Regions from separate parts of the Homo sapiens genome. Here region 2 is linked to region 1. A link is a loop called in an ENCODE intact Hi-C map of the cell type or tissue named here. Cell type or tissue: mesothelial cell of epicardium. All regions are shown on one strand. Each heading gives the region's core, and the rest is flanking DNA. Links, peaks and the distances in the headings are about the cores only.

What was found. Hi-C counts contacts between places; a loop is a spot of excess contacts. Peaks named below come from ENCODE experiments on the same cell type or tissue, not always from the same donor. Only the 100,000 strongest peaks of a DNase experiment are listed, where the experiment ranks them.
Region 2: it touches region 1 in a loop (16-fold over the local background); 1 of 110 quality-filtered maps calls a loop at or near these places.

What each region holds. Positions count from the first base shown.
Region 1 is chr13:50,131,614-50,137,258 of GRCh38, reverse strand. All of the region lies in intron 2 of DLEU1 (deleted in lymphocytic leukemia 1), which reads right to left. Among named protein-coding and RNA genes, the nearest start is that of DLEU2, 8.9 kb to the right of the region's middle. In mesothelial cell of epicardium, for the core only: no CTCF peak of the experiment used is centred there; DNase peaks (open chromatin) are centred at 2,941, 4,028, 4,188 and 4,388.
Region 2 is chr13:50,479,297-50,484,941 of GRCh38, reverse strand. All of the region lies in intron 4 of DLEU1 (deleted in lymphocytic leukemia 1), which reads right to left. Among named protein-coding and RNA genes, the nearest start is that of DLEU1-AS1, 45 kb to the left of the region's middle. In mesothelial cell of epicardium, for the core only: no CTCF peak of the experiment used is centred there; no DNase peak of the experiment used is centred there.

The DNA of each region.
Region 1 (5,645 bases), core at 1,942-4,441:
TTAATAAAAGAAAAGCAACAATAATAATTTGTCAAAATCTAATCCTATCGAACTAGGATTTTTTTTCTACCAATAGATTATTATGACACACCTGTTATTAGGGTTCATATGCTTTTTCTCCTATAAAATTAAATTAAGCTAAACAATTAAAAAGCACTGTAAAAAAACTTTTTTACAGTGCTTTGGGTTTTAAGAGTGTTCTATGAGGTGAATAGTATAAGAATAGTCACCCAGCTGTTTTAATTGAGGAAACAAGCCAAGGAGGGATAAAATGACTAACAAGTACTCACAATTTTTAGTATTTTCATAGTCAAGGATGTAGTGTAGCATAGTGAAAAGAACTTTGTCTTTATTGCTGGGTTTGAATTGGAGCTCTGTCATTTACAAGCTGTATGACCTTGAACAAGCTATTTAATTTTTCTGAGGCTCACTTTTTTTCTGCGCATGTTCTGCATATACAGGGACAGACAGCAGGCTCATCTGAAGGATTAAATGAATCTAGGAGAGTGTTTGGCACACGGCAGAAGCCAAGCAAGTCTTGTTTTCCTTCCTTCCTGATCGGCTGTCTCCAGTAGCAAGGACTCAGTTTGTCTTGATCAACGTTATATCCTCAGCACACAGCACGGTCCTTGGCAGGCAGAAGATGTTCAACAGATATTTGCTGAATTGATTGATTGATGTAATCCTAGGATTTTCGTTTTAAGTAAAAAGCTTTTACTTGTACCTATAAAATTTTATCAACTTATAACATTATAACATGACCATAATCCCTTCTCCAGTCACAAACCTCACATGGCCTACATGATAATGACAGCTGCCTTTAGTCACAACCCAGGGAAAGTGACCTAAGGGAATTTCCACTTAAGTGTAAGGCTAGACACGCATGTGTTTCTCTGTGTAATAAAGCAAAACTAATGGATAAGCATCTCTTTATTCTGAAAATTTTCTAGCAAGCAACGGTAAAGAGACATTAATTGCATTCTGTTAATTTAATTTGTATAAAGCATTCTTGATGTTTATTTTGATCTCCTTAATTTTTTATATTGGCAACCCTAAAATATAATTTATAGAGATATTATAAGTTCATCCAAGCCTATTTTTTTATAGGAATTTAAAATTTGCAAATGTGAATTCTCTTAATATGATTCCTTTTTAGACTCATCACCCTCTGGGTTGGGAAGGCACTCCATGAGAAAAGGGAAGAGAACACAGGCTTGAAGTCAGATGGGTCTGCCACTTACTCCCCAAGTGGCCTTGCATAACCTCACTGAACCTCATTTTTCTAATCTAAAAAATGGAAATAAAAATACCGACTTGATGGAGTTGTCATGAGCATTAAAAGAGACAATATATGTCAAGGGCCTATGGAACAGCAGGCATTCAAGGAATTGCTGTTCCCTCCTGCCCCTACCAATAATGCTACAAAAGGATTCAATTAAAAGCATCATGCCTGAGTATTTTCATAATTAATCACTGTAACATCAAACTAGCACTTTTTTTAGTCTAGTTAGTTGCAAGATCTTTCTTTTGTCTCTCTGGCAGAGTTAGTAGCCTTTGACAATCCTGAGCCCTAGAAATATTGTGAAGGCCTTAACATTTCCAGAGGGGACTTTTTTAAGTCTCATCAGTTGCAAGAACTTTCTTTTGTCTTTCTAGCACAGTTATTAATTCAGGGCAATTCTGAGCCCCAGAAATACTGTGTTTGCAGGAGGATTTTGAATGCCATATAAGAATAAGGGCTCAGTCAATACACAAAAGCCGTTCTTCTATGAATCATCTCCCAGATTTCTTCATGGGACCTCCCCAAGCTACCTTGAACTAAATGCCCCAACCCTATAACCCAACTTCCTGAGAGCATAAAGCCTGCTCTCTATTCTCCAGTGAATTCGAATGTCTCATATATATTTCTCTGTATCTTCCACTGGATGGTAAATTGTGAGGACTGGACAGTGTCTTGTTCACTATGTATGATTTAATCTCCAACACAATTCTCTAACTACAATATTCTTACAAAACGTTCTGCTAGATGAGTTCTCTTGAAAGTACTTTTTAGTTGCATATTGTTATTTTAAAGTCTGCAGTATTAATCATGTGTAATAGCACAGGGATATATGTGGTGCCTGGCAAGGAAACATCAGCTCCCTTGATAAAAGTGAATCCTTCAAATCTTCACACCAGAAGGAAACCTAGGGGGCATCGGATCTAACACAGCCCTCGGCTTCACCTGCTGTGCACCATGAAAGCCCCATGATGAACTATTCACCCCGGGTCCCCCTCTCAGGGCCCAGGCTCCTCTCCTCAAGCTGTCTCTCTGCTCCCCCAGCAGGTCCTCTGCCCTCTAAGTTTCAAGGATACTGAAGTTCTTGTAAGTAGCCCCAAATAGCCATGCTCCCTTCACCTTGGATCTACCCAGGTATCTTTTTCATGGCATCCTTTAATTGCTTTTATTCTCTTAAGATAAAAATTGGATTGTAAGCTGTAAGGACAAGAACTGTCTTCTTCACCGTCCTATTCCTGTGCCTGACATGCAGTGGTCTCTCAATAAATATCTGTTAACTGAATGACTTCCTTTTGGCAAGATTTTCAGAAACACTTGACTAAAGAGTAAACGGAAAGCAAATGAGAAAGAAGCTTAAAATACAAGAAGTTTAGCCAGGAAAATACAGATTTCCGATCCCAGTTTGGTCGCAAGGAACTCTGGCCTTGTCCCACCTTGAGACTGAGCATCCTGTCTTCTTAGAACAGGCAGCAGAACTTCTTGGGCCTCTTTTTCACTGGGAGAGAGTTTTCCCAATGCCTCCAGATCCCCACCCTTCACACATATCGGCCCAGGTCCTGTCTCCTGGTCATTTTCATGCCTTTCTGCAGGCCACGTGGGACCCTCCCTACCAAGTGGGCCAGCTAGGCCTTTCCCTCCACACTCTTCCTACAGGGAAGCCCACCTCCCTAGCAGAGCACAAGACCCCTCCTGACCGGCCCAGGAGTGTGGAGAACACACAACGTCCCAAGAAAGAGGCACATGTGTGAGCAGGGGATGAATCTTTTCCAGGCCTGTAACCCACCTTTTGTCTGTGACCAGCTGTGTGAGGAAGAGAAGAAGAAAGTCCAAATTCACTTTACAGGCAAAAATACTTAGAGGATTCTGAGAAGGTAATCGGCCTTGAGTTAACAGATTGTAGAGTTGGGAAACTTGTGTAATTCTTTTTGTGAACCTGAACCTCAGTTCAGGTTTTCAGAAGAAACCTGAACCTCAGTTAACCCCTGCTCAGAGGCCACTGGGGCCTGGAAACGCCCTTGTGAATGCTCCATCTAGGCCGTAGCCTGAGGCTTCCCTGCCACTGGACCATGGGCGGAGGCTCTCTCTGAGGGGTAGGCCGGCCCCGATTTGAACGACCTTGGGCCAGATTGTGTCCCGCACCCAGAAGGCGAAGGCGGCTGCACCGCAGTGGCTGGGAGCGCCGGGTCAGGCAAGGTTTTACGGCTCCGAGCGGCGTCCCGGACCCACACCCCAAAGGCTTCTGTTAACTGACAGAGACCCGAAAGATCCACAACTAGAATACAGAATTCCCTCCGCCCCTGATCCCTTCCCCGCGAAGCTCTAGAAGCGGTTTCCCCTGCGCGCCCCTTGCTCCGGGCAGAGCGGAGCAAACGCCTCCAGCTTCGCTGCTGCGCCAGAGCCCGCGTGGACTTCCCTCGGCCGCCGTTCCTTCGTGCCCCTGGCGGGGTCGCGAGGCCGTCCCCTCTGCCCCGCTGCCGAGCGCCCCTCGGTGCCGGGACACCAGAGGATCCAGGGAGCCGAGACCGCCCCGACCCTAGACATCCAAAGGGGAGAGCCCTTAGAATTATTCCCTGGCCGCAGGGCTTGGGTGGAGGCTGGGGGTCCACTTCAAGACTCGGTTTCCAATAATAATAGCATGTCCTGGTCACGCTGATGCCAGGACCCCACAGAAGGCAAGCGATTGATTCCGCGGGCCCTTCAGGCGTGGCGTCCAATTTGCGCAAAGCACAGTAATCCAAGACTTTCGCGCACTGAGGACTTTAAGGGGGCGCTGGACCGAGACCCATCTTTTCTGAGCAGCTCCGGGCGGGCTTAGAATTTTTTCTCCCAATTCTAACCAGGATGCACGGCTCTGAACTTACAGTGACCTCCGCTCAGTGTTCTTGGCTCTGCACGGGCGGGAACCCGCTCAGGACTCAGGAATATTCACACTAGCACCAGGGGCTTGCAGACCACTGGAGTGGAGGGCGAGAAAATAGCTGTATATGTTCGCATAAGGTGTATTTTTCTAAACTAGCTAAATAGATCTCAAAAAAAGAAAGTCCTGGTCCGGAAGCCAAGACTGCGCCCCTCGATCTGTCCAGATTCGCTAAGGGCGCCTGAGTGATGAGACGATATTGATGCCCCAAGTTTTCATAAGCAGGGCGCTTTGAACTTGGGTGTCATGTGCAAGATGCACGCACAGTGCCCACGCACTCATCTCCGCCGGAGCCGCGTACTAATTAGGTGCGACTATCCTCCCGCTCTCTCAGCAGGGCAGCTGGGCTCCAAGAGCCTGAACCCTGCGGCACACACCAAGGTCACCCGCTGAGACTTGCCTTGTCATTGGGAGAAGGGGCAAAAAGACTGTGAGGAGCATTTAAAACAATTTGAGGCGGGAAAGCCTATAAGGGGAGGCAAACTGGAGGAATTCTCTTCTATTTAAAGAGTAGTGCAAAGTTGCCAGGAAACTCGCTACTGTCTATTTACTCCCCGAGAATGGGCCTCAAAGAAAATAAGCCAGGACCAGGTGACCCAGTGGGATCCGCGAAGCGGCTCCAGGAGACTCTCCTCTCCAGCGACTCCGCACCGGGACAAAAGGATCAGGCAGATGGGTTTTCTCCACCCGTGAGTGCTACAAACTCTTTCTCCATTTTCTCATTTGATTTTTAAAGGAAAAAAAAGTGCACCCGTCTCTCTTAAAAGTGGAGAACTGAATAGCCTCAATATAAAATTGGCGCTCTGAAAGAGACAAGGTCTAGAAAGATCAGTCTGCCGGCGAAGCCTGCTGTAGCAGAAATGCTAGAAGCAAACGAGTGCTGACAAATTTCGTTTTTACTGTGGAAACTCGTAAACGAAATCAGGTGGTAATAGTTACCTATTGGAACCATCAAAAAATTCGAGTTAATTTAATGTGTTTTGGATTTAGAATACGTAATCACCATTATTTTTATTTTGCCTAGATAGTTCCATTAAGGTTTAATAAGCTATTAAAGTTCCCTGGATAAATTTTGTGTGTGTGTGTGTGTGTGTGTGTGTGTGTGTGTTTTTAAGTAAGTGGAGGTTACCTGAACCACAAGAGAAGTTTCAGCATAATTTTTTAGCCACTGGGAAGTCTGTATTTCCTGCCAAAATTTTCAAGGATGGGAATTAGAAAATGGTGTGAGGGAGACTAAATACTCATCAAGCACCTATATATATAGGTACCCTGATAGGGCTAGCTTTACAAATTTCATTTCATATTAATAATTATCCACCAATAAGAGTTCTTCTTTAAAATACCGAAACCTCCTTCTTCTGCGCCCAGACCTCAGATGGACAATTTCCATAATTTTATTTAATTCAAAAGAATTTCGTTATTGATACTTCCTTCTTTGAAGTGACATAA
Region 2 (5,645 bases), core at 1,020-3,519, 350 kb before region 1:
CTGAGAGGAAAATCCCTGACCTCTTGTTTCATAAACGTCCTCTTTCTTCCTGGACTCAGACGCCACCTCCATTTTGGGTCTTCCCAAGCCCTAACAGAGCAAGCAAAAATTTCAGTGATTCACTCCTGTTTTCTACTTCACATAAATTCAGTCCAAAACCATCTGAAGATAGAAACACAGCCTCCTTTTCTTGGTATAAGCAAAGGGTTAATGCTGACAAACGACGCGGTGAATGTGTCCCGTTCTGTGTGTGCTTGCACGTCTAGTCAGAACTGCTCTGCTCATGCTTGTTTCTCATATGACCTTTACAAGCAGCGAAGAAAGGCGTCCATTGTTTCCTTGCATCTCGTGGATTTAAAAACATAGTCCCCACAACAACTAAAAAGGCAAGTCAGGGAAGGAATGCCGAAAGCAAAAACAAAGTATTTCACCCCAGGAAAAGCCATATATAGTCAGTTATGAGATAGTGTTTGACTTAGAAATTGCACCCATATCTGTGAGATAGGTGGTGGACTGGATAGTTGTAAAATAAAGTTTGTATGCTCTCTTAGTCCCCACTCAGCTCCCTACAGTCTTCCTACAGTACTATGTAATTTTTATTTTTAAGCAAAAGATGGGGCTAAAAGTCAATCATGTGAGCCCACCTGACTGAATTGGTACCAAGGCGTAATTCTTTTCTATGATAAATAGACAGACAGATAGTAGAGAGAGATAATAGGTAAATAATAGATGACAGAGAAAATTAGATTAATATATATTATCTATAGTACTTATAGAGCTATATACATATGTAATATATAATTATATATTAAATATTAAATTATACATATGCTAATATATATTAAATTAATATAGCATATATTATAATATAAATTAGTATTATACATTAAGTTATATACATATATTGGCAACCACTGATGATAATTGCCTGGATCTGTTAATCCATTAAATGTTGCAAAGTGATAATACTTTAATTCTCATCTCTTTCCCATGTATTACCTAGACTCTGTCTCTAAGAGAAATTTCCCTTCATCAATTGTTTATTCTGAAGTACTTTTAGTATAGGGAAGGCAGGATAAATGCTTACTATTTCTTTTCTATTTACTATTCTTTAAAATAATGAATTGGTTCTTCAAGTCTTTCTAAGGTGACCAATGTGATGTTTTTTAGTACCATTAAAAGTCATGCATTTAAATATATTTCATGTATCATGATTCATTGACATCTTTTGTCCTTATTGTTGCTCAAAACTTAGCCAGTGGGAGCAACTTCAAAACGTTTCCTTTTCAGCATATCCTCTTACGTAGTCTTATAACTTCCTTGAGCGTCATTGCTTTCTGGTGTGACAAGATGCTCCAGACTATCCCTGTACATTTTCTATCCCAGAGTTAGAATCACCCATTTCTCTGGAGTCCTGGTTCTTTCTATGGGGAAATGGGACTTAAAGAACACAATCTGAATCCTACAGCTACTCATTGTCACTGGACTGGTGATGGGTTTTATTTCTTTGCATTAAAAAGATGGATTTTTTTAGTATGTAGGATATTTTTTGAGATAAAATATATCTCAGTTTACACTGCTGCCTTTTTACTCAACCTCCTTCATCTCATATTTGAATTTTCTTTTTTGCATGCCAAAAACTCTAGCTCTAAATGACACTCAGAATGTTTTTAAACTTGGGGTTTTATCAATCTGATAGTTAAGTACTATGTCAACATAATTTTAACTTGCACTTCTCTTACTATGCACGAGATTGTGTATCTGTTCACATGTCCAAGGGTATTTGCATTTCATTTTTTTGTGACTTGTGTCTATCTCTAGGTGATTTTTCTATAGAGTCATTGGTCTCTAAAAACCTCTCTGTCTTTAGAAGCTGTATTATATAAAAATATAACATTCTGTCCATTATAGAAATTGCAAATAATTTTTCCCATATTTGTCTCTCTTTTTGTTTTTTGCTTTTCTTATGATAGTTTTTTCAGTCATGTAAAATTTGTTTGTATACATATATTATCAAGTGTATCAACCTTTCCCATTGTTGCTTCTGCATTTTCAGTCATAGTTAGGAAAGTGCTTCACTATGTTTTTTCTGTTACTTATACAGTGTCATTGCTTACATTTAAATCTCTAATATATTTAAAGTTTATTTTGATGTGCAGTGTGAGGAATGGATCCAATTTTATCTTTGCAAAAGGTCATCCAGTTTTCCCAAAAACACTTTTCAAAAGTCCATCTCCTTTCTCCAGTAATTTGCATATGTAATTGAATCCATTTCTGGATTTTCTATCTTGATCCATTGGTCTGTTTATTCGTGTATGCAAACCATACTTTTTAAATTATAAGGCTTTATAATGTTTGCATTATCAATTTCCATTAGTATATTCTCCATTTTTGTTCTTTACCTGGCTATTCTTTCTTGTTTCTTATTCCAAATAAACTTTTTAGTCAACCTGTCTACTTGATTATAAAAAAAAATGGAATTTTTACTGGGATTGCATTACATTTATAAATTAATTTAAAGAGGATTGACAACTTTATTATGTTGAATTTTCCGATCCAAGAAGTATGCCTTTTCATGTGTTCAAGTTTGCTTTTGCAAACTAACACTTATTTTTCAGTAGAATATTCATGAATTCTCAAGGGAAGAATATTTTGAGTTTTTTTGCATAGTTATTACAGTTTATCTCTAACCTTTATAATGAAATAAGTTTGTCAGTTTGACAAGGTATGATATCTTTGACTGTTTCAACTCCTGACTTTGTTAAATGCATTATTGTATGGTCTGCTGCAGTAAAGTTGAAAAGTCTTATGTAATCTGATTCCCTTTCCTTTATCAGTGACTTCATTTTTTTGCCTGGTTGACCAAAGGATTGTTTCCTTTTCTTTAAAGTTCATAGTTTTAGTGAAAATATCTCTTGAGTCTTTTTTCCCAGGTTTGCAGTACTATCTTTCAATAGTTTCAAGTCAGGACATTTTTTTGTGAATCATAATTTCAAATACTTGTTCTATACCATGGCTTTGGTTCCTTTTTGGGGGACTCCCAATACACATGTGTTAATGTCCCTGCCTATTTTTATAGCTGTCACCTTCTCTTCCATCCTTTTAGTGTCTTCATTCACTTTATTTTTAAAAGTTTTTTCTTTGTTCTTTCTTCTATTTCTCTGAAGGTATCAATTTGCTCTTGGGTTTCCTCTAATTTAGAATTCAACACTGAACTTGATTTTTTTTTATTTTAAAATTATTTCCTAAGTTCTGCCATCTTTCTAAATCGTATTTTTCTCCAATCACCTCATTTATGACTTTTTCTAATTCTTATTCGTGTTGTTCTTTCATATCTATTATTTGCTTCTCAACTTCTTTTGGCCTGTTTTGAAATATTAGGTTGCAGTTTTTATTTGCCTTGTGGACTTATCTTTCTGGTGTGCCTTCATTGTAGGGACATTATTTTATTCATTTTCTCTTTTTGCTTATAATAACTTTACATGGTATTTTTAACTGTAATCCTTTTCTGTTGCTCATGTTAGGGTAAAATGAATATTCTTACACTTTTACAATGGTAGCAAGGACCTAACTTTATACTGGAAACACCTGCATCTGTTTGTTTTTTTAATGAAGGATTCAAAAACATGGCTTCATGCTCTCTGAGATCTGCTTTCTCTTCTCCTATACCTCATTCTTGGCTGGATTTTCTCTTTCCTTTGCTCCTGTTGTTCTCCTCCTCCTCAATATGAGTTCTAAATGAAGTCTCTCCTCAGTGCAGAGCTTTGTTCTGAAAGTGATCTGTAGTTGGTTAGTTTCAAGAGTTTCGACTCAGACAGCCACAGCATCATCAAACCTAATGATGGCCTCCTTGCAGTTACCTATGAATTGAGTCCTGTAAAGCGTCCTCAAAGAATCAGTTGTTCCTCTCAGAACACACCACAGAGCTTTCCAGTGAGTATCACTGATGATTTGGGGGTTCTCCACCACTCAAATCCATCGTAAGTCTCAGTTCCTTCTCTCTGCTTCTTGCAAAGTTTTAGTGATACCACACAAGTCTTTTTGCTATCAGAGTTTCATCCCCATATACACATGCATTAGGGTGTATGTTTTGTTGCTTTGTTGTAGATTTCATCTGTGCAGTTTTGGTTTTGCTACTCTGACTGTGTTCATTAGAGGATTCAGGAATAGTCGTAAGCTATAATGCCATTGTTGCCATCTTCCCAGAATTCTTATTTCCCTAATTTCTTAAGGAATAGAACTTGAAATAATTGTCATTTTCCTTCTATAAAGATTATATCTTATCATACATCTCTAGGACAGCCAAGGAATAATAAAAGCTTAGACGATAATAAACATTTAAATAAGACATGCTTTGCACCAGTACCTGCAAGAGCTGTGAGCTAATTTTCTAAATGTAATTTTTAACATTGTAGGTACTAAGACCTTCATGCTGTAAAGGTACAATGCATGCTACTGATACTAAATTCTTTAGTTCTCTGTATGCCCATTCTTTTTAATTGCTTTAGGTTTTCTCTAACTTTGCCAGCTCACCATTTTGTCATAGAATAGCAATTTCTTCTAGTATACAATGTGTGATAGTCTATTCAATCATTGGTAACAATTTTCCATCAATATAATAGATGGCCCAGATTCATTGTAGGATTAAATGAGTTCCTGTATATAATGTACTTAGAATAGTTAGTAGAAGTTATACCTCACATATGGTAAATACTACATAAACATTAGCTACTATGACTATGATTGTGTTTATCATTTGTATTGTTTTTACCAAGGGAATACATATTCTGTCCCTTTCCCATTTGACCTTCTATTATAGTTTTGATTAAGAGAGTGCATTATGTGTTACACAGAATATTACTTCTGTGGCCTATTAGGAGGCATTGCATTCCAAATGTGTTCTATTGTCAAAAAAAAAAAAAATAGAAAAACTCTAGATTAGAGGAAGGTAGGATTTCCGCAGTCCACTAGAGTTCTCAAACAGTGGATCTAAAGCACTTCTTCTCTGTCACCATGTTTATCCCACTTCTTCCTTTCTCCTCCTCCCCTGCCATGCTGCCCCAAGAATTATCAGCACTTGAAGTTTACTCTCAGATATAACACACCCAAGCATAGCATTCACCTCAGATGCAAATTCACACATAATGCTTTTTGCCTCAAAGGAAACAATGGATAGAAGGGACACAAAAGTAGATTTCTGGGTTGAGTTGTTTCTTAAAAAAATAGAATTTGGCTGGGCGTGGTGGCTCACGCCTATAATCCCAGCACTGTGGGAGGCCAAGGCAGGCGGATCGCCTGAGCTCAGGAGTTCGAGACCACTCTGGGCAACATGGTGAAATCCTGTCTCTAGTAAAATCCAAAAAAAAAAAAAAAAAAAAAAAAAAAAAATTAGCCAGGCATGGTGACATTTGCCTGTAGTTCCAGCTAATTGGGAGGCTGGGACATGAGAATCGCTTGATCCCTGGAGGCAGAGGTTACAGTGAGCCAAGATCGCACCACTGCACTCCAGCTTGGGCTACAGAGTAAGACTCCGTCTCAAAAAATAATAATAAAAATAAAAATAGAACTCACTTGTACCAATGTCTGTAATTTACTTCATATAATCAATGTACTATGATGTTTGACCAGTTAAAGCTTTAATTCTA